Linked DNA regions of Homo sapiens: region 2 is linked to region 1. A link is a loop called in an ENCODE intact Hi-C map of the cell type or tissue named here. Cell type or tissue: heart left ventricle. All regions are shown on one strand. Links, peaks and the distances in the headings refer to the core of each region. The heading gives the core; the rest is flanking DNA. Region 1 overlaps UFD1 (ubiquitin recognition factor in ER associated degradation 1). Region 2 holds the start of LOC112268289 (a long non-coding RNA gene).

What was found. Peaks named below come from ENCODE experiments on the same cell type or tissue, not always from the same donor. Only the 100,000 strongest peaks of a DNase experiment are listed, where the experiment ranks them.
Region 2: a loop joins it to region 1, with 2.5 times the contacts of the local background. A loop is called at or near these places in 9 of 110 quality-filtered maps.

The regions. Positions count from the first base shown.
Region 1 is chr22:19,457,578-19,468,972 of GRCh38, reverse strand. UFD1 (ubiquitin recognition factor in ER associated degradation 1) reads left to right here. Exons shown (of 12, transcript NM_005659.7): 5 at 970-1,100; 6 at 3,699-3,771; 7 at 10,834-10,902. Among named protein-coding and RNA genes, the nearest start is that of C22orf39, 16 kb to the right of the region's middle. In heart left ventricle, for the core only: no CTCF peak of the experiment used is centred there; a DNase peak (open chromatin) is centred at 4,702.
Region 2 is chr22:19,189,452-19,200,846 of GRCh38, reverse strand. It overlaps CLTCL1 (clathrin heavy chain like 1), which reads left to right. Exons shown (of 33, transcript NM_007098.4): 24 at 1,006-1,113; 25 at 4,191-4,358; 26 at 4,432-4,581; 27 at 9,412-9,543. LOC112268289 (a long non-coding RNA gene) reads right to left here and starts at 4,203. Exons shown (of 2, transcript XR_002958736.2): 1 at 3,958-4,203; 2 at 758-1,239. In heart left ventricle, for the core only: no CTCF peak of the experiment used is centred there; no DNase peak of the experiment used is centred there.

The sequences.
Region 1 (11,395 bases), core at 1,698-9,697:
CCTCAGCATGCCTCTCCCTCCTCATGAGCTCCCTCTCATTTGTGACACAGCCCTCAGCCCCCTTTTCCCTTGGCTGTTAAAGTCACCTTCTCACTGCCACTCCCGATGAAACATTCTTGAAGGGATGTGATACCTGGGATTTGCTTCAGGGCATCTAATGTGGCTTGGGACTGGGTGTGAGGTAGTGCTGATCGATGGACTGAGCCACGACGTGAGCACTGTCCAACTGTCAGGGCTCGGTGCGTGGGAGCTCTCTTCTACGGCTCTTTCTACTGATGTATATGTCTGACACCCCTTTTAAGACGGTTTCAAATAAGACAAGCAAAATTTCATTGCAAGAGACATAGAGCTTCTGACCTGAGTCTGGACTCCCTGCACACCCAGTACTCATGGGCATTGTTTATCTCTTTCCGTCTCACTTCTCAGCCGTCGTCTACCTGGCTGGGTTGTTTAATAGAGACATGTGGAGGCTTTGTCAGATTTTTATAACCTCCTTAGCAGAGACCTCTGGGGTCTGTCACCATCTTGCAGCCTCAGCTGTGGTGGGCCATTCCATTGCCAGGTCAGCCTTGCCTTGTGCTGCTTTTGTCCTACCTCAGGTGCAGCCCTACTTGACGCAGGGCCTTATAATTTGCTTGTGGGACAGCTTGGAAGTACAGTGAGTGACTATTCCAGGAAAATGCTCTGCCCCTGGGAAGCCTGGAGCTAGTGAGTAATCCGGGCAGCCCTGCAGAGATGCGTTCACACTGTGAGCTATACAGCTTCAGTAGCACCCCTTTATTGGCCTTCTTCCTTCCACATCACTTGATTTTTCCCTCCTTCCTGACATAGTATCACGAATTACTTATCTTGGCTCAGGTTCCTCTTCCAAGGACCCAAGTAAGACGGGCCTGCCCAGTGTATAGGGAGCAGTGGTTGTGGAGGCTGCTTCATCTCTAGGAGTCTCATGTAGCCTCTTCTTCCTTTCAGATGATGCAGAACTTACTCTTGGAAGAAGGCGGCCTGGTCCAGGTGGAGAGCGTCAACCTTCAAGTGGCCACCTACTCCAAATTCCAACCTCAGAGCCCTGACTTCCTGGACATCACCAACCCCAAAGCCGTGTATCTTTTTCAAATAAGCGGAGTTCTTCTAGACAAAGGAGAGTGTGCTGGCGGTTGTTAAACATCATGTACTGTATTGAATCTGTGCCTGCTTTGGGGATCACACATTTGTGATTCAAGTTGTGATTTGAGAATAATGGGGTTCAGCTAGCACATCTGCGTGGCCCTGGCCAAGTGCACTGGGTGCTGTCTGGGCCACCTCTGTCACTTTCCAGACACTTCATGGAGACCACAATGAAGCCCTTCTTTCAGTTGGTCTGTGTCACCTGGCACAAAGCCAGGATGCACAGTATGTCCAGTGGAAGGAGGGAGCAGCTTATCTGCCTTCAGCTCCAGCCCCTTCTGTGGCTCCCTAGTACCTCCGCCCAGCTGTGCACTGGCCCGTCAACCTCACTGCATGCCAGCCTGAGAGCTGATTCACTCCAGGCCAATAGGTAGCAATGACTGCAGTTTCTATGTCACCAAGCAGAAAGCAAAGGTATCAGGTTCTAGTGGATTCTTTTTGTTCACCTCTGAACTTAAGCCAGGTGTATGTGTTGACAGCATCAGGAAGTAGGCAGTGCAGGTACGGGACGGTGCTGTGTGCACCAATCAAGATCTCTAGCTCCATGGCCCTGATTTTTCCTGTTACGATCATGGCATAAGAGTGGCCACTCCATTCTACTTCTTTTTTTTTATTTTTTTTTAATGCATACTTGAAAAAAAAAACAAACAGTCAAACAACACAGACAGATAGGAAGTTAAGAAAAGCTGCCTCCTTTCCCAGTAGCGCTCTCTCCGCATGTTTTCTTAGGAGCAAGGCACTGCTGGGTGTGCTCTGGATGCATATGGGCCATGTATATTCTTTGCTGCCTATGTTCTGGACACGATGGCCTTGTTGAGCCTCCTGTCCCACAGGCAGGGGGATGTCCTATGGGAAGAGCTAGTTAACTTGTCCTTCAGAGCTCTGACCTAGACATGCTTGTTTGGCTGTCAGTGACCAGGAATGGGCCATGCCCATTTTCTCAGGGTTTTTACATGTGTTGCAATGCAGACTTTTTTTTGAGACGGAGTCTCACTCTGCTGCTCAGGTTGGAGTGCAGTGGCACGGTCTCAGCTCACTGCAAACTCTGCCTCCCAGATTCAAGTGATTCTCCTGCCTCAGCCTCCTGAGTAGCTGGGATTACAGGTGTGCACCACCACACCCGGCTAATTTTTGTATTTTTAGTAGAGACGGAGTTTCACCATGTTGCCTAAGCTGGTCTCGAACTCCTGACCTCAGGTGCTCCACCTGCCTCAGCCTCCCAAAGTGCTGGGATTACGTGCATGAGCCACCGCGCCCTGCCCCAATGCAGACTTATCAGGTTGATCTCAGATGCTGTTTTGTCAGCACAATTAACTTGTTAGTGTGTGGAGAAAGGGCGTCACTTCCATCAGTTGAGAGCCTGGTGTTTTCTGGTCTGGCTGAGGTCTGGATGAAAGCAGTCTTGGCACCGAGCAGAGAAAGTGGGAAGCTGGTGCTGCAGCAGGTGCCAGAGTACGCAGAGGCCATATGGGGAGCCCGCCCTGCCTGCAGAGGCCTCGTGTTCTCAGCCTGAGGGCTCTGGCTCTGCTCCTCCAGCTGCTGCAGTGGAAGTCAGAGAAGATGCCCTGGCAGGGTCACTAGAGGAGTGGAGGGAAGGGCACTTCGTACCGTGGCACTTCATATTTGGGAGCAAAGAAAGCATCCACCACATAAGGCGCTTTTCACAAAGTTGCTCTGGTTCTGGAAAGCTGTTTGACCAAGCGAGGTGAACCTAGATAGCCTCACCCTTTCACCCTCAAGTTGGACTCACAGTGGCAGGCTCTGGAGCCACATTTCATGTGACCTTTTTATGTAAAGTCCTTCAGCAAATTGATGAGGAAGACATGGCAAAATATTCCACATGAATAGACATTTCCTTGTGTGGGCATTTGGGTTCTACAGTTTTACTGTTATAAAAAGTATTTGCTGGTTTCTTTATTTTAATTTCTATTAACTAAAGTTATCAGCTCAAAAGATAGAAACAACAGAAGTATAAATGAAAGCATCTTTGATTTTGAGGAACTTTTGAGAGGACCTATCTGACTCATTAAATCTTTTTTGTTCTTTAGTACTCCCACAGGATTTTTTAAAATCCCATGGTATAATTTGTATACAATAAAATGCACACAGTTCAGCCAGTTTGAAAATGTATACACCCATGTAATCAGAACATTTCCATGTCCCCAAAAGGTCCTTTCCTGTCAGTCCCCACCTGATCCCCTGGCCCAGAAACCTCTCAGCTACCTCCCATCCTCATAGATCTGTCTTTCTCAGGGTTCCATGTGGATGGAATCTCACTGCCCTTTTGTGGTTGGTTATTTCCCCTTCCCCCAGCTTGGCATTTGTTACCCCAGCTTGGCATTTCATCCATATTATTGCATATTAGGAGTTCCATCCTTCTTTATTGCCAAGTAGTACTTTATTGTATTAAAAGCTTCGTGTTTCAAGTACCATCATGGTACAGTCTCTACCTACCAGTAATCATCTAACATGGAAACTTGTTTCAGATTAAGGTATCCATCTTGCCATGTTGCCTTGACAGAATGTGTCTGCAGATTAGAAAACGCACTTAGGAACTTTGCCTGTCTGACCACCGGGGATGTGATTGCCATCAACTATAATGAAAAGGTGAGCCCAGTTCATGCAGGTCATTCCTGACAAGAGCCACCTGCAGTGTCCATTCTAATGTTTGAATGGGGCTTCTTTTTAAGCAGCGTATGCCTGGATCTTATCACCTAATTACTGCCTACTGTTTGGTTATTAAGTTTTCCCGGGTTCATATTTAGAGCCCTAATTCATTTGGTAACTCTGTTTTGAGGATAGATTGCATTTACAGGGGAACATTGATAGACTTATTAGTCATACCTCTGTGTACCTTGGTGGCAAGGCTGCTGGTTCTGTCTTGGTTTGAAAGGTCCCCACTGCACCTCTAATCTGAGCTAAGCCCTTTGCAGGGCTGTGGAGACACAATAACAACCCTGCTGGGTCCTTGTCCTTGGGATACCTGCCCCACAGAAGCTGACAGGCCCTTCAGTGGGGCCAAGTGCTGTGTGGCATCTGAGAAGCAAAGCCTGGCTCTGCCTTAGGGCAACACCTCCTAGGCTCACCTCTCCTCCTGGGAGCCCACATCCTCCTCCACCTCCTGTTTTCTTCAGCTTCCGTTTTCACTTAGCAGCTTCTCTAGGCTTGACCTTTCTGACACAAGTCTCTCAGGTCTGAATGCCTCTGTTTTCATCCCTGATTTTATGCTGTTTAGGTGTCTGGATCTAGACAATTTAACTGTAAAGTGAAATGACAGGACTTAGTCCAAAATTCAAGAAAGCATTCACTTTCCTATTACCTATGGGAATATGCCTGCAGGAGGATGTAATAGTTGGCAATCCTGCCATCAGGCTGTCCCACCACAGGCATGGAGCACAGTAATATGGGTGCCCCTGTTCACTGTGACTGTTGACAATTGACCCTCCCACAGAGCTGTTGCCAGGGCTAGCCTTAGTGTTCGGGAGTGACCACAGCCTGGCTTGGCTGGGCTTTCCCTGAAGCTAGCACTTAGCTCCTTCACAGCACTCTCTGGTCCCTTCGGGGACTGGGCCGTCACAGCTGTGTCACAGCTGCCTGTGGTTTAGCCAGTTACTCCCTTGGTGTCAGTGCAGGGATCCAGCTTATTCTCTGGCAGTTTCCTCATATTTGAGGCATCTGACCTTATTTTTCAGTTCCTTGGGTTTCGAATCACACTTTCTTTTTTCCTTTTAATAAACTAAGAAATAATCTTGTTCCCTTTAGCTTTGTGGAGAACATTTTAGGTATCGTTTACCTTAACTGAATACTCTAAGCTTTTATAATTAATTACAGGCAGTTTAATGTTATTGTTTTTAATGTTAAGGTAGTAATACTACATATAACTCCTAAACTGATGATAAAGGATAGTACTGATACTTTGCACTCTAAGGGAGGGTACATTATATAAGAGTGTATGTAAAATTGAAACACAGGTTTGAACTTCCACTTTTAGAAGTAGGGAAAACTAGATCCTCTAATGGGCCCTTCTGATTAATGTACTGTTGTGCTTATAGAGAATTTTAAACACTCTAAGCTGGGTTGCCCTGAGGGCAGATGGCCATATCAGTGCTCTAGTGGGAGATCTGAGTCAGAGATCAGGATTGAACGGGAACCCTTAAAAGCAGTAAAATATACACAGAGGTGGGTGTTGTCATTGTCTCAGGAGAAATAAACAGATCCTCTCTGGAAAAAGCACTCCAGTTTAGTTACGTCTTTGGGATTGCTGTCAATTGAACAAGCAAAGAACACATAATTAAACTACACCAAAGCAGAGACAATAAAAATTAGATCCCTAAGGAAATCAGCATTAGAATTTCTAGATACAAATGTAAAATAATTAGATATAAAATGTTCAAAGATATTTTTTAAAATGGAATTATAATAGCGAGCAACAAAAGGCTATCAAAAATAACCAGAAAGATTTGAAAAACAATGTTAAACAACAGCTATAAAAGAGTTAATGAAAGATGAATCTGAAGAAATAACAGAATTTCACACAGAGGAGCAAGGGGATGGAACATATGAGAGCTTGAGATGTTGAAGACACTGAGAAAGTCAAACATGCCCATTGCAATCCCAGTAGGAAAGAATGGAGGAATTGCAATAATCTGAAGAGATGGTAACTGAAATTGATTTAGAATTGGTGGTCAGCCCATCATGACAGGAAATTTATAATGTATAACAAACAGAATAAGCTACAGGTAGAAAATACCAAATACAGAGAGGTAAGCAGGGAGAAAACACAGTACCTTCAGAAGAACAGCAAGTAGCAGGTCTTTGAATAGCAACAGTTACAGCCAGTATCAAGTAACTATCATCAAAACCTTCCTTAAAGAATAAGGGCAAAGTGAAAATATTTTCAGATGAACCAAATCTGAGAGAGGTTATTTACCAATGGAATTTTAAAAGCATGTACTTTAGGAATAAGCATTATCCTAGAAGGAAAGCAAGAAGGAATAGGGAATAAATAAATTGGCAAATATGAATCCAGGGTAAATGTTGCCATATAAAGCAGTAATAATGTTTAATGTATGAAGCTTAAAAAATGACATCTAAAATGTTGGAAAAGAGTAAGTCTTTAGACTTACTCTCTTTTTTTTTGAGAGAGTCTCTCTTTGTCTCACCCTGGCTGGAGTGCAGTGGCGCGATCTTGGCTCACTGCAGCTACCACCTCCTGGGTTCGAGCAATTCTCCTGTCTCATCTCAGCCACCTGAGTAGCTGGGACTACAGGCATGTGCCACCACTTGCGGCTACTTTTGTATTTTTAGTAGAGACGAGGTTTCACCATGTTGGCCAGGCTGGTCTCGAACTCCTGACCTCAGGTGAGCCATCAGCCTCAGCCTCCCAAAGTGCTGGGATTATAGATGTGAGCCACCGCGCCTGGCCTAGACTTACTCTCTTGAGAGAGTTGTTTAGAATTAAAGTGTTCTCTGTTTACAATTCAATAAAGTTAATAAAAAAGATAGCTGAAGCTGGGTGTGGTAGCTCACACCTGTAATCCCAGCAATTTGGGAGGCTGAGGTGGGTGGATCACTTAAGTCCAGGAGTTTGAGACCAGACTGGGCAACATGGCAAAACCCCATCTCGACAAAAAATACAAAAATTAGCTGGGCATGGTGGCATGCACCTGTAGTCCCAGCTACCTGGGAGGCTGAAGTGGGAGGATCACTTGAGTCCGGGAGGCAGAAGTTGCAGTGAACAGTGACCGTGCCACTGCACTCTAGCCTAGGTGATAAAGCAAGACCTTGCCTCAAACAAAAAAAAAGCAAACCCTGAAAAGTCTACATGCATATTGAATGTTTAAAAACAAATAAAATGAATTAGATAAAGCAAATATCTTGAAAGATAAAACTGTGAAAAATTTTATACTAAGAAATGAGCCAACTTATTTGACATTGATAAATTATTTCCTAGAGAAAAGTGTAATTGAAGTTTGACTAAAGAAAAAAAAAAACAAACAGCCTAAATAATTGTATAGCCAGTCAAGTAATTCAATCAGAAAAATCTTAATCCAGGAAACACAGGCCCAGATGGTTATATATGCAAGTTCTTCCTCACACTCAAGCAATAAATTGCTCTTAGATATTCTAAAAATAGAGAAAGAACATATCCCCCAACTCATTCTCTGAGGTCGGCATAACCTTGATCACCAAAACCACACAAGGATAGGAGAAAGGTAAACTACAGATCATTGTCACTTGATACAGATACATAGATTGTAGATAAAATATTGACAAAAGAATCTGGTCATATATAAGGAAGATTCTATACGGCAGCTGAGTGTAATAAAGCTCCAGTAGTTAAGACACCATATGGCATTGGTTCTGGAGTAGACAAGTAGGCCAGTGGAAGAAAGCTTTATATACAAAGAATCTTGGTCCACCACTGAGGCAGCATTGATGTCACCAGGCAAAGGAGATACTGGGGTTGCGGAATCTGGGATATTGACTATTCCTAAGATGAAAAAACAAATTGAGTTCCTAACTCATACCATAGTCAAAAATAAATTGCAGATGAATGGGTAAATAATATGTGGTACACACATACAATGTAATATTATTCAACATTAAAAAGGAAGGGAATTCTGACACATGCTACCACATGGATGAACATTCTGCTCAGTGAAATAAACCAGATGCAGACAGACAAATACTACATTCCGCTTACATGAGTACTTAGAGTAGTCAAACTCATGGGAGACAGAAAGTAGAATCACCTGGACACCGTGGTTCACACCTGGCATCCCAGCACTTTGGGAGGCCAAGGTTGGAGGATTGTTTGAGCCCAGGAGTTTGAGAGTAGCCTGGGTAACATAGTGTGATCCTGTCACTACAAAAAATTAATGAAAAAATTTTAAAATTAGCTGGGCGTAGTGGCATGTGCCTAGTTACAGCTATTCAGGAGGCTGAGGCGGGAGGATCAGTTGAGTCTGCAGTGAGCCAGGGTCAAGGCACTGCACTCCAGCCTGGGGGACTGAGCAAGACCCTGCCTCAAGGGAAAAAAAAAAAAAAAAAGAATGGTGGTTGCCAGGGCCTCGAGGAAGCAGGAATCAAAAGTGAATGTTTAGAAACGTATAGTAATTTGGCATTGTCATAACCTCCACACACATGGCCACAGAACCAGTACTTGTCTTGGTGAGCTCTGGGCGTCTGGTGTGTGTTGTGTCTTGCTTCTGTGCAGGAGGACCACATGGCAGTCCAGCAGACTGCACATTTTTAAAAACTAGGTCTTCCCAGGTAGTTTGAGGAGCACCAACCTAGAAAATTGGTCCCATAGTTTAAAAAAAAAGTATTTAATATTATGCCAATACATAAAAGTAAATGGAAAATGTCACAGGAATATTTATCCTTACTAAATGCAATAGTACTTCTAGGGTACTGTCTTCCAATTCTTTCCTTTTCAGTTCTGCTTGCAGCCCTGTTGGTTTTATGACCCACTGATTATTTGTGGCCTTTTGAAAACATGAAAACGGTAGAGAAGCATGAGCCAAGCCCTAGGAGACATGTTTGAATGTTTATAGTAGTGTCATTAACACAGCAAAATGATTGGAAACAGGCCGGATGCTCAGTGGATAAGTGGTAGTATATCCACACAATGACAGATCCTTTTTTTATTCCTTATCTATTCAATAATTATGACACTTTTAAAAGTAGATTTGGCCCTGCTTAGGTTTTTTTTTTAAATGGTGGGACTATCCAGACTTTTTAAAATGGTTGTAAAAGCAAGACATACTGGCCGGGCATGGTGGCCCATGCCTGTAATCCCAGCACTTTGGGAGGCTGAGGCGGGTGGATCACAACGTCAGGAGTTCAAGACCAGCCTGGCCAACATAGTGAAACACCATCTCTACTAAAAACACAAAAATTAGCTGGGTGTGGTGGCACGCACCTGTAGTCCCAGTTACTTGGGAGGCTGAGGCAAGAGAATCGCTGGAACCCGGGAGGCGGAGGTTGCAGTGAGCCAAGACCATACCATTGCACTCCAGCTTGGGTGCCAGAGCGAGCCTCCATCTCGAAAAAAAAAAAAAAAAAAAAGCAAGACAGACTTTAGATAAAAGCAAAGAACCTGAAATGATGCAGGAAAAAGTAGATAGGGCCACTTTTAATTTCTATGCTTCTGGAGTTTGTTTGTTTGCTTGTTTGTTTGTTTGTTTTTGACACAGAGTCTCGCTCTGTTGCCCAGGCTGGAGTGCAGTGGCCCGATCTCAGCTTACTGCAAGCTCCACCTCCTGGGTTCACACCATTCTCCTGCCTCAGCCTCCCGAATAGCTGGGACTACAGGCACCTGCCACCACTCCCAGCTAATTTTTTGTATTTTTTAGTAGAGACGGGTCTTCACCATGTTAGCAAGGATGGTCTCATTTGCCTGACCTCGTGATCTGCCCTCCTCGGCCTCCCAAAGTGCTGGGATTACAGGCGTGAGCCACCACGCACGGCCCTGCTTCTGGACATTTTTTATGTGCCTTTTTTACATAGGTGAGGTCATCTTAGACACAAGCAACATGACTGGTTTTACAATTATTTTCCTGTTGGCTGCGTAGCATACCATTGTATAACTGTAAATTTACATATGAAGAAATATAATTCAGCTGCATTTTGAGTATACAGACAGTCCCTGACCATGGTTCTACCTAGAATTTTTCAACTTTATTATGATGCAAACATGATACACATTCAGTAAAAACCATACTTTGAATACCTATACAACCATTCTGTTTTTGATCTTCAGTACAGTATTCAATAAATTACATGAGTTATTCAACATTTTATTATAAAATAAGCTTTATAGTAGATGATTTTGCCCAACTGTAGGCTAATGTATGTGTTCTGAGAATGGTTAAGGCAGGCTGCACTATGATGTTTGGTAGGTTAGGAATATTAATACATTTTTAACTTATAAGTTTATGGGACTTGGTTCCATCATAAGTCAAGGAGCATCTGTACAGTGGTATTAGTGACGTTGGTATGAGCATTCTTAGAATTTTCTCATTGGGTATAGCTAGTTATTTACTTAGAATAAATTTCGAAGGCCGAGTGCGGTGGCTTATGTCTGTAATCCCAGTTCTTTGTGTGGCCGAGGTGGGCGGATCACCTGAGGTCAGGAGTTCGAGACCAGCCTGGCCAACATGGTGAAACCCCATCTCTACAACAATACAAAAATTAGCCAGGTGTAGTGGCACATGCCTATAGTCCCAGCTACTAGGGAGGCTGAGGCAGGAGAAGTGCTTGAACCCTGGAGGCGGAGGTTGCAGTGAGCCAAGATCGCACCACTGCACTCCAGCCTGGGCGATAGAGCGAGATTCTGTCTAAAAATAAATAAATAAAATAAATAGTAAAGTTCCAGAAGTGAACTTTCCAGGTTAAAGGTTGTTAGTGTCTTTTGCAGTTAGCTGTATAACTACCTTGTCTAATTTGAACCATATCTGGGGAACAGCATCTCTTCAGCGATGGGCACAGGGCAGCCTGTCCCTTATGGCAGTGTTGTCACAGCAAGAAGTGCAGCTGTAGGTTGTGTCATGGGCATGAATGCTGTGTCATTCGCAGGAGCCAGTAGAGCCACAGTAACATGGACAGCGACAGCTCCAGTGCTGCCAGGAAACCATCCAACTGATTTCTGTGTTTGCCCCACAGATCTACGAACTGCGTGTGATGGAGACCAAACCCGACAAGGCAGTGTCCATCATTGAGTGTGACATGAACGTGAGTGGCTCTGTCCAGTTACAGTGAGCCTGGGCCCTGGGAGGATGGGCAGTTGGTGACCACTGCAGGCCAGGGTGTCAGGAGGGCATCAAACAGCCCCTGGGACTCTGGGTAAAGAGGAGGAAGATGCTGTCAGAACATCATGAGGAGACTGTGACCTTGTGATCTATCTCAGGGCCAGTTGGGGCAACAGAGTTTGCTGCCAGTGCTGCCATGGTTAGCTCTGACCCGTTGAGGAGTGAATATTCTTTTTTTTTTTGAGACTTAGTTTCACTCCTGTTGCCCAGGCTGGAGTGCAGTGGTGCGATCTTGGCTCACTACAACCTCCACCTCCCAGGTTCAAGCGATTCTCCTGCCTCAGCCTCCCGAGTAGCTGGGATTACAGGCATGTGCCACCAGGCCCGGCTAGTTTTGTATTTTGGTAGAGACAGGGTTTTACCATGTTGGCCAAGCTGGTCTCAAACTCCTGACCTCAGGTAATCCACCCGCCTCG
Region 2 (11,395 bases), core at 1,107-9,106, 270 kb after region 1:
TTTTTGAGATGGAGTCTAGCTCTGTCGCCCAGGCTGGAGTACAGTGACACGATCTCGGCTCACTGCAAGCTCTGCCTCCCGGGTTCACACCATTCTCCTGCCTCAGCTCCCCCAGTAGCTGGGACTACAGGCGCCCGCCACCACGCCCGGCTAATTTTTTTGTATTTTTTAGTAGAGTCGGGGTTTCACCATGTTAGCCAGGATGGTCTCTATCTCCTGACCTCATGATCCACCCACCTCAGCCTCCCAAAGTGCTGGGATTACAGGCATGAGCCACTGCGCCCGGCCAAGGCCTTTGTTAATGTATGCATTACAACTCTACCCTGCTGTTTAAGATGAATAGGCAGAGTTGCAGGAAAAGATGTTGCCAATATTATGCGAGGAATATATCATCATGCAGAATGTATGATGTAATTCCACTGTGTTTATGTGGGAAATTTGTCAGGGTGCTGGTGTATGCATCACACATAGGAAACAGTGGGCCAAAGATTATATCTCAAGTTAATGACACTGGCTTATGTGATTATTTTTGTACAGGGGAATTCTGCACTTCTCAAGGCTTGTTATCATTAAGTATACATACTGTACAGTGCAGAAAACAAAAGTAGTCTAAAAAACTATTAAAACAAGCTCCCCCGTGAAAACAACACTCAGATGAGATGCATTCTGATGGTCATTATTTTTTAGCCTTCCTTTTCAAACCCCAAACCTGAAATTCCAGCATGACTTTCCCGCCACCTGAACAAAACTCAGGGCCTACGAAGTAATGCACAAACTTTATTCTTTCCATGGTCTCAAGCACCCCCTTGGCCTGCAGATTACAAATGTCATATTTTTTCTCCCAGTCTTGTACAATTCATCATAGAGTTAGCTACTTGTTCAGAATCCAACTTAAAATACCCCACTGCTGGTATTTCTGCATTTGCAACTGTGTGCCTTGTAAGTCAGCTGCTGTGGTGCTGTGTCCTGTCTTGGGGACCCTCACGCTTGCCCTCCGTCCCCTAGGTGTGCTTTGCCTGCATGGATGGACAAGAGTTCCGCTTCGCACAGCTGTGTGGTCTTCACATCGTCATTCATGCAGATGAGCTGGAGGAGCTGATGTGCTATTACCAGGTGACCAGATGATCTCTGCTGGTAATGCAGATGACAAGTGATGCCTAAACACTCCACAGAGAGGCACGGTCATCCCCTTAGCTCGTGACCATCACAGTGTTGCATCTGCAAATATGAAGCATGGCCCTGAGGGGAAGATTCATGTGTTAGACAGTCATTTATGAACTAAATTCAATTGCCTTGTTAGCTATCCTCGACCTCATGGCTGGCTGGAATTTTGTGTTTTTTAAGTTCTCTCCATCCTCTTGTGTTATTGGGCCTTCAGAAGCCCAGTCAGTGGCTTGCATGACGGGAACAACCCTTGGAGGGTTGCTGAGAATACTGGGCTGGTGGTGGCAGAGCTCTAGTCCATAGCCTAGTTCCCCACAGTGTGCAGCCCCAGTAGTCTGTTTTTCAAGTGCCTTAGGGACAAAGCACAGGCAAGAGAGGGAACCCCACCTGGACCCTTTGGAAGGGTGGGGCCCTGTATGTTCATGCTGTAGGTAGGCTCTCTTGAGTGGTTGGTAGACAGTGATTTGTGTGTTTAGGGACCTGGGCTTCCACCTGTGGGATTCCTAGAGCCACATGACAACTCCAGGTATGGTTAGTCAAGGCAGACGAAGATGGGATCTGACTCTGCTCAGCAGTGTCACCATGGCCATGGAAATTGAGCCCCAAACCCCTCACTATGTGAGACGTTGTCTGGAGGGGCTCGCACCAGCGCCAGAGTGTCCAGATATTAGCTGGGTGTGATGGCTTTTCAATGAGAAATGCTTTCCCACCCCCAGAGAGGCGCCTGAGAAATGAACTGGAAAGCCAACAGGGAGGGTGATCAAGCAGTACAGGGCTGACAAAAGAACAATTTAGTCAGCAAATCTTTGAGTACTTACTGTGTGCTAGGCATTATTCTCAATAATTGTGTCAGTGAACAAAACAGAAAAGCCTCTATTTAATTGAACTGGCATTCAGCAAGGTTGGCAGGCAAGCAACAAACCTAATGAATAATTATATAGTGTGTTTGAAGGTGATCAGTTATAGAGGAAAATGGAGCCGGTTTGAGGGCATAGGAGTGCCTGGATGGAGTTTCATAAAGGGGCGGTCAAGGTAGCAGCAATTGAGGGGGTGACATTTGAGCAAAGACCTGAAGAAATGGAAGGATTTGGTCATGGGAACATTTGAGGGAAGGGTCAGTGGCCAGGCAAAGTCCTGAGGCAGAAGTGTGCTGTGTATTCAAGGAAGGGGCTGGAGCCAGAGATGGGGCAGAGAGGCTGACGGAGGGCCAGATCTCAGGCCGTTAGGAAGGTCACGGGCTGTACTTGGGATGGGTGCAGGGCTGTCGGGGGTAAAAGGATCATGGTGGCTCATGTGCTGAGACACATACTTGAGGAGTAGGGACAGGAGCCAGAAGAGCAGCTGGAGGCTGTTGCAGTGGTCTAGGCGAGAAGGGACAGTGACTCTGACTAGGGTGGTGGTGACAGGGTGAGAGGTGATCAGGCCATCAGGATTGGGTGTGTGCTTTGAATGAGCAGCCACCTTGATATGCTAATGCACTGATGTGGAGTGAGAGAGAAAAGCCCAGGATAACTCCATTTGGTTTTGGCTTGAATAAGTAGAAATAACGGAGTTATCACCAGTGGATGAGGGGAAGACTGAAGGTGCAGCACGGGAGGGAAGGACAAGAATTACTTTTTGGACACATGGTGCTAAGTCTTGAGCTGCCCGCTGGATGTTCAGGTGGGGGCATCATGTAGGCAGCTGGAGACAGATCTGGAGCTCCACAGAGGAGGGGCCTAGCTAGAGCAGTGAACCTGGAGTTGCTGACATATAGGTGATCCACATCCATCTATGTTTGCCTGCAGTCCCCTGGGGATGAGTGTAGGTGAAAAGACCAGACTGCCCAACAGGGGTGGGCTGAGGAGGGGAGCAGGAGCAGCCAGTACAGTGGGAAGAAAACCCAGAGAGTGTGCTGGCTCCTGGATGCACTGGAGAGGAGGGGCCGGTCAGCAGGGACAGGGCCTGCTGCTGAGCAGACAGCAGGATGGCAGGGCCAGGGGGCTGCTTGTGACCTGGAGCTTGGGAGAGACTCAGCCTGATGGTGGCTGGAGAGAACAGGGAGAGGAATGGGAATGGTTGTTGTGAGGAGTTTTTGCTGCAAAAGGAAGTAGAAAAAATGGGAGGTAGCTAGCAGGGACATCGGGTCAAGAGGGTGTTTAGGATAGGAGGATGAGCGGGATGCTTGCTGAACCCAGCTGTGGAGAGTGAAAATAAGGCAGAAGAGAAATGAGGAGTCACCGGAGCTGTGGCCTTGGTAGGCAAGCAGGTGGGATGGAGCTGCAGGCTGGGCAGGTTCCAGACAGGAGCACAGGCGGCGTGTCTGTAGCTGATTGGGGGGTGCAGATGCTGCCAGCAGACAAGTGTGCCACTGGGAAATGAGGTTAGTCTGAGAGTGGAGGGGGCACAGAAGGGTGTCCTCCTTGGGAAAACAAGAGGTGTGAGGCAGTCCTCTAGGTCGGACCCTCCCAGGGCTGTGGTCGTTAGAGTAAAGGGAAAGGGTCACATGGCTGGGTGTTTCTCCAGGCTTTCTGCATGCTGAGCAGGCTGTAACCAGACGTCTGGTCTTGTCCAGGGAGAGTGTCAGAGGCGTGTGGGGCTGAATGCAAGGGGCTGGCCATCATAATTAGGGACACAGTGAAACAACAGCCACGTGGCATCGTGAGTGGAGTTGAAGGTTTGTTGGAGCCAGGATCTCAGTAATGAGCTGTAGCAAGGGATTAAAACAAATCATTCCCAGACCCTGTTACCACCCACTTCCTATTTTTTTTTCTAATTCTTTAAATAAAATTGGCAATACTAATTTGCACTTACTAAACTTGAAAATTGTAGTGCAGTGTGCCACTGGTAATTGTCAGATGATCCAATAAGTTGCTAAGTAAATGGCATGATCTGTAGCACAGTATGTATACACGTTTTCTTCACACATGCCTCCTCGGGATCATTCCCAGTCACAAGCACAGTCCCTGCGGCGTGGGCATGGGCTGGAGGGTGGCTGCAGGAGGCATGCAATCACTCTGCCCCACGCGTGGCTGTTGGTCTGCTAGGATCGTGGCTACTTTGAGGAGCTGATCTTGCTGTTGGAAGCGGCCCTGGGCCTGGAGCGGGCCCACATGGGCATGTTCACTGAGCTGGCCATCCTCTACTCCAAATTCAAGCCACAGAAGATGCTGGAGCATCTGGAGCTTTTCTGGTCCCGTGTCAACATCCCAAAGGTACCGTGTACTCCTTGCAGTCTGGCAGCCGTGGCCACGTGCAGCACAAGCCGACCCTGACCTCCTTGTCCAGGTGCTGAGGGCTGCAGAGCAGGCACACCTGTGGGCTGAGCTGGTGTTCCTCTATGACAAGTACGAGGAGTATGACAATGCTGTGCTCACCATGATGAGCCACCCCACTGAGGCCTGGAAGGAGGGTCAGTTCAAGGACATCATTACCAAGGTAAGAGGGGATACAGAGCGCTGGCTCCTGCCAGCCTCTGCCAGGCCCTATTCTGGGTGCAGGGGAATGGGCAGGTGGGAGTGGAATGAGTACCAGCATGCCCCCATGCTGTGTGTGCGTTCACTTGTATGAGTCCACCACCCTCTGGGCAGATGGTAGTAATTCCATCTTTGAAGGGAACTGACACTTAAGAAGGGCAGGTGACCCGTCTAGCGATGCACAGCTGAGCTGCGGGCAGGGTCAGGCCAGCATGCAGCCGTGGCCCTGTGGCCCTGCCTGCCCGCCCCTCCCACCATACCACGCCCTTGTGGCCAGGCCTCAGTTCGTTCTTCCTTCTGCCCTGTCAGCTCAGGGCTCCCACCCCCACTTCCTGTGGTTATTGTTCACCATCGGACCTTTTTTTTTTTTAGTTCATGTCTCTCCCCAGCACCAGCGGCCTTACCTGTCTGGGAGTGGGCCTCCATCCTGTAGCCTAACTGGGCTAAACCGGGACCCGAGTTTCTCTGTCAGCAGCCACACTGTTGGGTGGTGTCGGGTTTGGGTGCCATGGTCAAGTGAGCCTTTGTTATTTTGTTTCCGGTCTCTTAGAGAGTTCAACCTCAGGACCCACCCCTCTCCAGCTCTGTATGTGAGTTTGGTGAAGGGGCTGGAATTCTTTATCCTCAGCCCCCATCCCTTTGCATTGGGTATCTGCGCTTTGTGCCATGGTCTTTGGGTAACTAACTTGTCACAGTCGGCTTGTGACTGGAGTGGCACAGCAGTGAGCTGTGGCCTCGCTCATGCACCTCTTTTCCACATGCGGCTACTGAGGGTGGGCGCGAGTGGCACGTGTGCTGCCAGGTGAGGCCTTCAGCCTCTGCCTTTCCTGGGAACTATTTGAAGGAACCCAGTATTGAGCACCAGGCCACAAGCCCGAGCTTCTTGTTGGAGGACATCCATGTTACTGGGCATGGTGGTACGTGAAAGTGGGGGCCTTTGATGGGGCGTCCCACCCTGAGCAGAGTCTGCAGGTTGCTGGAGGGAGTGCGGCCAGGTCATACCTTACTGTGGCCTGGCACACGTGGCTGCTGCCTTGTAGATTTGTCTGTGTGCTGGAAAATCCATACTTGATCAATCCTGTGTGTATTTTATTCACATTGTAACTCCTCTGATATTAGGGTGTTTTTAAAAATTGCTGAGCCGTGGTGGAAGTGGCCATGCTTTTGTTTCTTACTGGCATATAAAATAATAGCAGGACAGCTGAGACTCACTGTGTGGGAGAGCAGCATCTCTCATCTGGTGCCTGCAGGGCTGATGGCTGAGTCCAGTTCCTTGTGTGATTCATGATGCTTCTACTACACCCTGCCGTGTGGGAGACAGACACTGTCAGCTCAGGTGTGAAGGGGGTAGGAGGATACTCGCCAGTGCAGGGGTCCAATCAGATGGACGACATCCAATCTGTATTTGGGGCACACGATAGCAGGAATCCACTTAGCCATAGGGCTGGGCCAGCAGCAGCCTGAGCAGGGGAGCTTGCTAACTCACACGGGGGGCACCCCAGCTCAGCCATTCACTGTCTCTCTCCATGTGGGCTAGGGGTGTCACCGCTGTGAACCTCGTTATCCCATCCATACAATGGACATCATGTTTCCTCCCGACCAAGTGGTCCATGGCAGGTGCCTGGCATCCGGTGGGCGCTTCTTTCAGGTTGTGCAGCACAGCACGCCAACCAGCTATCCTGGAGCTTGTGGCGGAATCTCAGCTTCAGTTTTCTCTTCTTTTTTTGTTTTATTATTATTTTTCTTGAAACGGAGTCTCACTCTGTCACTCAGGCTGGAGTGCAGTGGCGCGATCTTGGCTCACTGCAACCTCCGCCTCCCAGCCTCGAGCGATTCTCCTGCCTCAGCCTCCAGAGTAGCTGGGATTACAGGTGCCTGCCACCACGCCCGGCTCATTTTTGTATTTTTAATAGATACAGGGTTTTACCATGTTGGGCAGGCTGTTCTCAAACTCCTGACCTCAGGTGATCTTGAGAGGTGACGCCACCTGGACTTCTTGGGTCGGGTGGGGACTTGGAGAAATTTTGTGTCCAGCTAAAGGATTGTAAGTACACCAATCAGCACTCTGCATCTAGCTAAAGGATTGTAAATGCACCAATCAGCACTCTGTAAAAAACGTACCAATCAGCACTCTGTAAAATGGGCCAATCAGCACTCTGTAGAATGGACCAATTAGCGCTCTGTAAAATGGGCCAATCAGCAGGATGTGGGTGGGGCCAAATAAGGGAATAAAAGCTGGCCATGCGAGCCAGCAGTGCAACCTGTTCGGGTCTTTTTCCATGTTGTGGGAGCTTTGTTCTTTTGCTTTTCACAATCAGTCTTGCTGCTGCTCACTCATTGAGTCTGCACTAGGTTTAAAAGCTGTAACACTCACTGCGAAGGTCTGGAGCTTCATTTGTGAAGTCAGCCAGATCACGAACCCACCAGAAGGAAGAAACTCACACCTCTCAACATCTGAAGGAACAAACTCTGGACACAACATCTTTAAGAGCTGTAACACTCACCATGAGGGTCTGTGGCTTCATTCTTGAAGTCAGTGAGACCAAGAACCCACCGGAAGGAATAAATTACAGACACAATCCGCCTGCCTTGGCCTCCCAAAGTGCTGGGATTACAGGCGTGAGCCACCACGCCCAGCCTTCAGTTTTCCCTTGTATAAAACAGGGATACTACCATGTCTTCTGGGGTGCTGGCTGTCCTTGCTGACCATGCTAGTGGGCACGGGCCTGCCAGTGCTCCATGTCCTGGCGCGTGGCTAGTGGACTCACCCCATCCTGTCTTTCAGCTTGGATCTGGAGGACGCTCCAGAGGGGCCCCGCCGCTCCATTCCTCCTGTAGTGCAGAGGGCTCCAGATCCCAGCAGCTGAGCCCAACAGAGATGTGTGTCCCTGCAGGCCTCAACACCAGAGGAACTGGGTGGGAACATGGCAGTTATACTCCACCTTAAACGGCATTCCGGCCATGCTGCATGGACCTGTTGAAAGGGCCAAGAGTGCACATGGTACCAGGTGTCCCACAAGGGAAGCTAGGACTGCTGGTGCCCCACTTCAAGTCTGTCCACTCGCGTGATACCTGCAAGAGTCTCTGAAATGGGCTTGTCCTTGGATGGTTCCTCTCCTTCACGGGAGGCCTGAGGAGCCTTGTGGTTGGTGGGGAAGCAGGTGGGGCTTTGAGGAGGTGATTCGCCACAGAAGATGAACTTGAGTCCCTACCCTTCTCTTCAGCCCCACATCACATCCTGACTGCTCTCTGCTTCTTCAGTGTCTAGTTGAGGCCCCCATGTCCTGGCCCTGCTGCTGAGTAAAGGGCCAGCCTAGAAGGCTGACAGGTGCTAGAGCTCCAATAGGAGTGGACCCACAGTGGCCTGTGGCAGAGTCTGGGGGCCCACCAGTGCCATAGGTGAAGCTTTGTGATGCGGCCAGTTCACCGTTTTGCTCTGAATCCATGGTGGCGGGTACTAGGGACCCTGCTGCCTGTCTGGGTCAGAATCTCTGGTGACAGTGAGTGCTCTAGCACAAAAGGAAAAGAGAAGGAGAAAGAAGACACCCTGAAGTGGCCAGTAAGCCATAGTGGGACCATTAGACCCCTTTTAGTCAGAAGACCCCATCGGGCCCCACATTTTTGCCAGGTCACCCAAACCCAGCAGTGCTGGAGGCTCCAGTGGTGATCACCCTGGGATCCCAGCATGACTTTAGCTCCAGCTGTGCCCTGTGCACATCCCGGGACCCCCACACTCACGCAGACACATTCATCACCACTGTCTTGGTTCATGCCCATCTGGCTTGCATGCTCCCTGAACAGAGCTGTGTCCAGGCCCTGGACATCGATGCCACAGTCAGCAAGCCACCAAATGACATCGCCAGGGCTGGGCGCGGTGGCTCACGCCTGTAATCCCAGCACTTTGGGAGGCTGAGGTGGGGAGATCACGAGGTCAGGAGATCGAGACCATCCTGGCTAACACGGTGAAACCCCGGCTCTACTAAAAATACAAAAAATTAGCCGGGCATGGTGGCAGCTGCCTGTAGTCCCAGCTACTCAGGAGGCTGAGGCAGGAGAATGGCATGAACCCAGGAGGCAGAGCTTGCAGTGAGCAGAGATCGCACCACTGCACTCCAGCCTGGGCGACAGAGTGAGACTCCGTCTCAAAAAAAAAAAAAAAAAAAAGATGACATCGCCCAGCAAGAGAATGGTGGCAGACCAGTGGGGAAAGTGCTAAGAGACACAGCAGCCTGGCCAAATCTCGAGACCCAGGAGCACAGGCACAGGGTCCACCCAGAGTGGTCCACTCTCTGCATGGGCTGGCCTTCAGGTCTCACCCAGGGTCTGAGCACCACAGTGTTTCAGCTCAAAAGCTCTGGTGATGTCACAGGACATGCTGTCCACTTGGTTATGGCTCAGGCTGAGGCCTCCAAGGAAAGCTGGAGTAATCTTGCTTGGATGGAAACATACTCTGTTGTTTGGTTTTGCTGTGGGGCTTCATTCTGACTGATTACACTTCATTCATTCAGCCGATACTGAGTGATCGTGGACCCTGCATCAGATACTGGTCTAGGTGCTGGGTTGAGGCAGGAAACCCTGAGGCTGGCCTCTTAAGAAAAATGCTCAGTGTGTCAGTGCTGGGGGACAAAATACCTCAGGGATGAGAGGAGGCACCTTCACAGGCCATTGAGTCTTATAGGGGGTAGTCATGGCAGGCCTCAGTAGTAAAGTGTCATTTGAGCAAAAACTGGAAGGAGCCCTGGGGTATCTGGAGACAGCGGCAGGGACTGACCCTCAGCTTTGCTCACCACAGGTTGCCAACGTCGAGCTCTGTTACAGAGCCCTGCAGTTCTATTTGGATTACAAACCACTGCTCATCAATGACCTGCTGCTGGTGCTTTCACCCCGGCTGGACCACACCTGGACAGTCAGTTTCTTTTCAAAGGTGAGTCAACCAAAACCCCAGGTAGAAGAGTGTATTGGGCTAGCTCTAACAAAGTCATCTGAATGATAGCACCTTTATAAAGAGTTTTTGAAATGACCCCCAGCTGACTTGAAGATTCACCAGTGTATCAAAGTGTTTTAGGTTTCAGATACAGGAATACCTCCCGTATCATGCTTCATTTTATTGTGCTTCTCAAATTCTGTGTTTTTTTAAAGATTAGCCGTTTGTGGCCGGGTGCGGTGGCTCACGCCTGTAATCCCAGCACTTTGGGAGGCCGAGGCGGGCGGATCACGAGGTCAGGAGATCGAGACCACCCTGGCTACCACGGTGAAACCCCGTCTCTACTAAAAATACAAAAATTAGCTGGGCGTGGTGGTGGGCACCTGTAGTCCCAGCTGCTTGGGAGGCTGAGGCAGGAGAATGGCGTGAACCCGGGAGGCACAGCTAGCAGTGAGCCAAGATCGTGCCACTGCACTCCAGCCTGGGTGACAGTGTGAGACTCTGTCTCAAAAGAAAAAAAAAAAAAAAGATTGGAGGTTTGTAACCCTGCATTGAGAAAGTCGATTAGCACCATTTTTCCAACAGCATGTGCCCACTTCATGTCCCTGTGTCACATTTTAGGATTTCTCACAATATTTCAAATTTTGTCATTATATATGTTATGGTGATCTGTGATCAGTGATCTTTTTTTTTTTTTTTTTTTTTTTGAGACAGTCTTGCTCTGTTGCCCAGGTGGGAGTGCAGTGGCATGGTCATACCTCACTGCAACCTTGAACTCCTGGCCTCAAGCAATCTTCCCGCCTTGGCCTCCTCCAGTGCTGGGATTATAGGCTTGAGCCAGTGCACACAACCAGCAATCTTTGATGTTACTATTGTAATTGTTTTGGGATGCCACAAACCATGCCCCTATAAGAAGGGAAACTTAATGGATAAATGTTGTATGTGTTCTGACTGCTCCGCTGACTGGCCGTGCCCTGGTCCCTCTTCCTTTCCTTGGGCCTCCCTATTCCCTGAGACACAACAGCATTGGAATTAGGCTAATTAATGGCCGGGAATGGTGGCTTATGCCTGTAATCCCAACACTTTGGGAGGCCAAGGTGGGTGGATGACCAAGGCAGGCGGATCACCCGAGGTCAGGAGTTCGAGACTAGCCTGGCCAACATGGTGAAACCCCGTCTCTACTAAAAATACAAAAATTAGCCAGACGTGGTGACAGGCACCTGTAGTCCCAGCTACTTGGGAGGCTGAGGCAGGAGAATCGCTTGAACCCGGGAGGTTGCAGTGAGCCGAGATTGCACCACAGCACTCCAGCCTGGGCAACAGAGAGACTCCATCTCAAAAAAAACAATAAATTATTGTGCATTTCAAAATAGCTAAAGGAGAAGATTTGAAATGTTCCCAACACAAAGAAATGATAAATGCTTGAGGTGACGGATATCGTAATTACCCTGATTTGATCATCCCACATGTGTATATGTATCAAAATATTACATATGCCCAATTAATATGCACAACTATCATGTATCAATAAGAAGTTGGAAACAAGTAAAGACACCAGTATATAAGGAAAATATCCATATATTAACAGGAATTTGGAAGAAGTGGATTCCAACCCTCATGGATAACTTTGGGGGTTCAGGACTTCAGTGGAGAAAGTCACTGCAGATGTGGGGGAAACAGCAGGAGAACTAGAATTAGAAGTGGAGCCTGAAGAAGGGGCTGAATTGCTGCAATCTTAGGATCCAACTTGAACAGATGAGGAGCTGCTTCTTAGGGATGAGCAAAGAAAGTGGTTTCTTAAGATAGAATCTACTGCTGGGGCAGATGCTGTGAACATTGTTGAAATGACTAC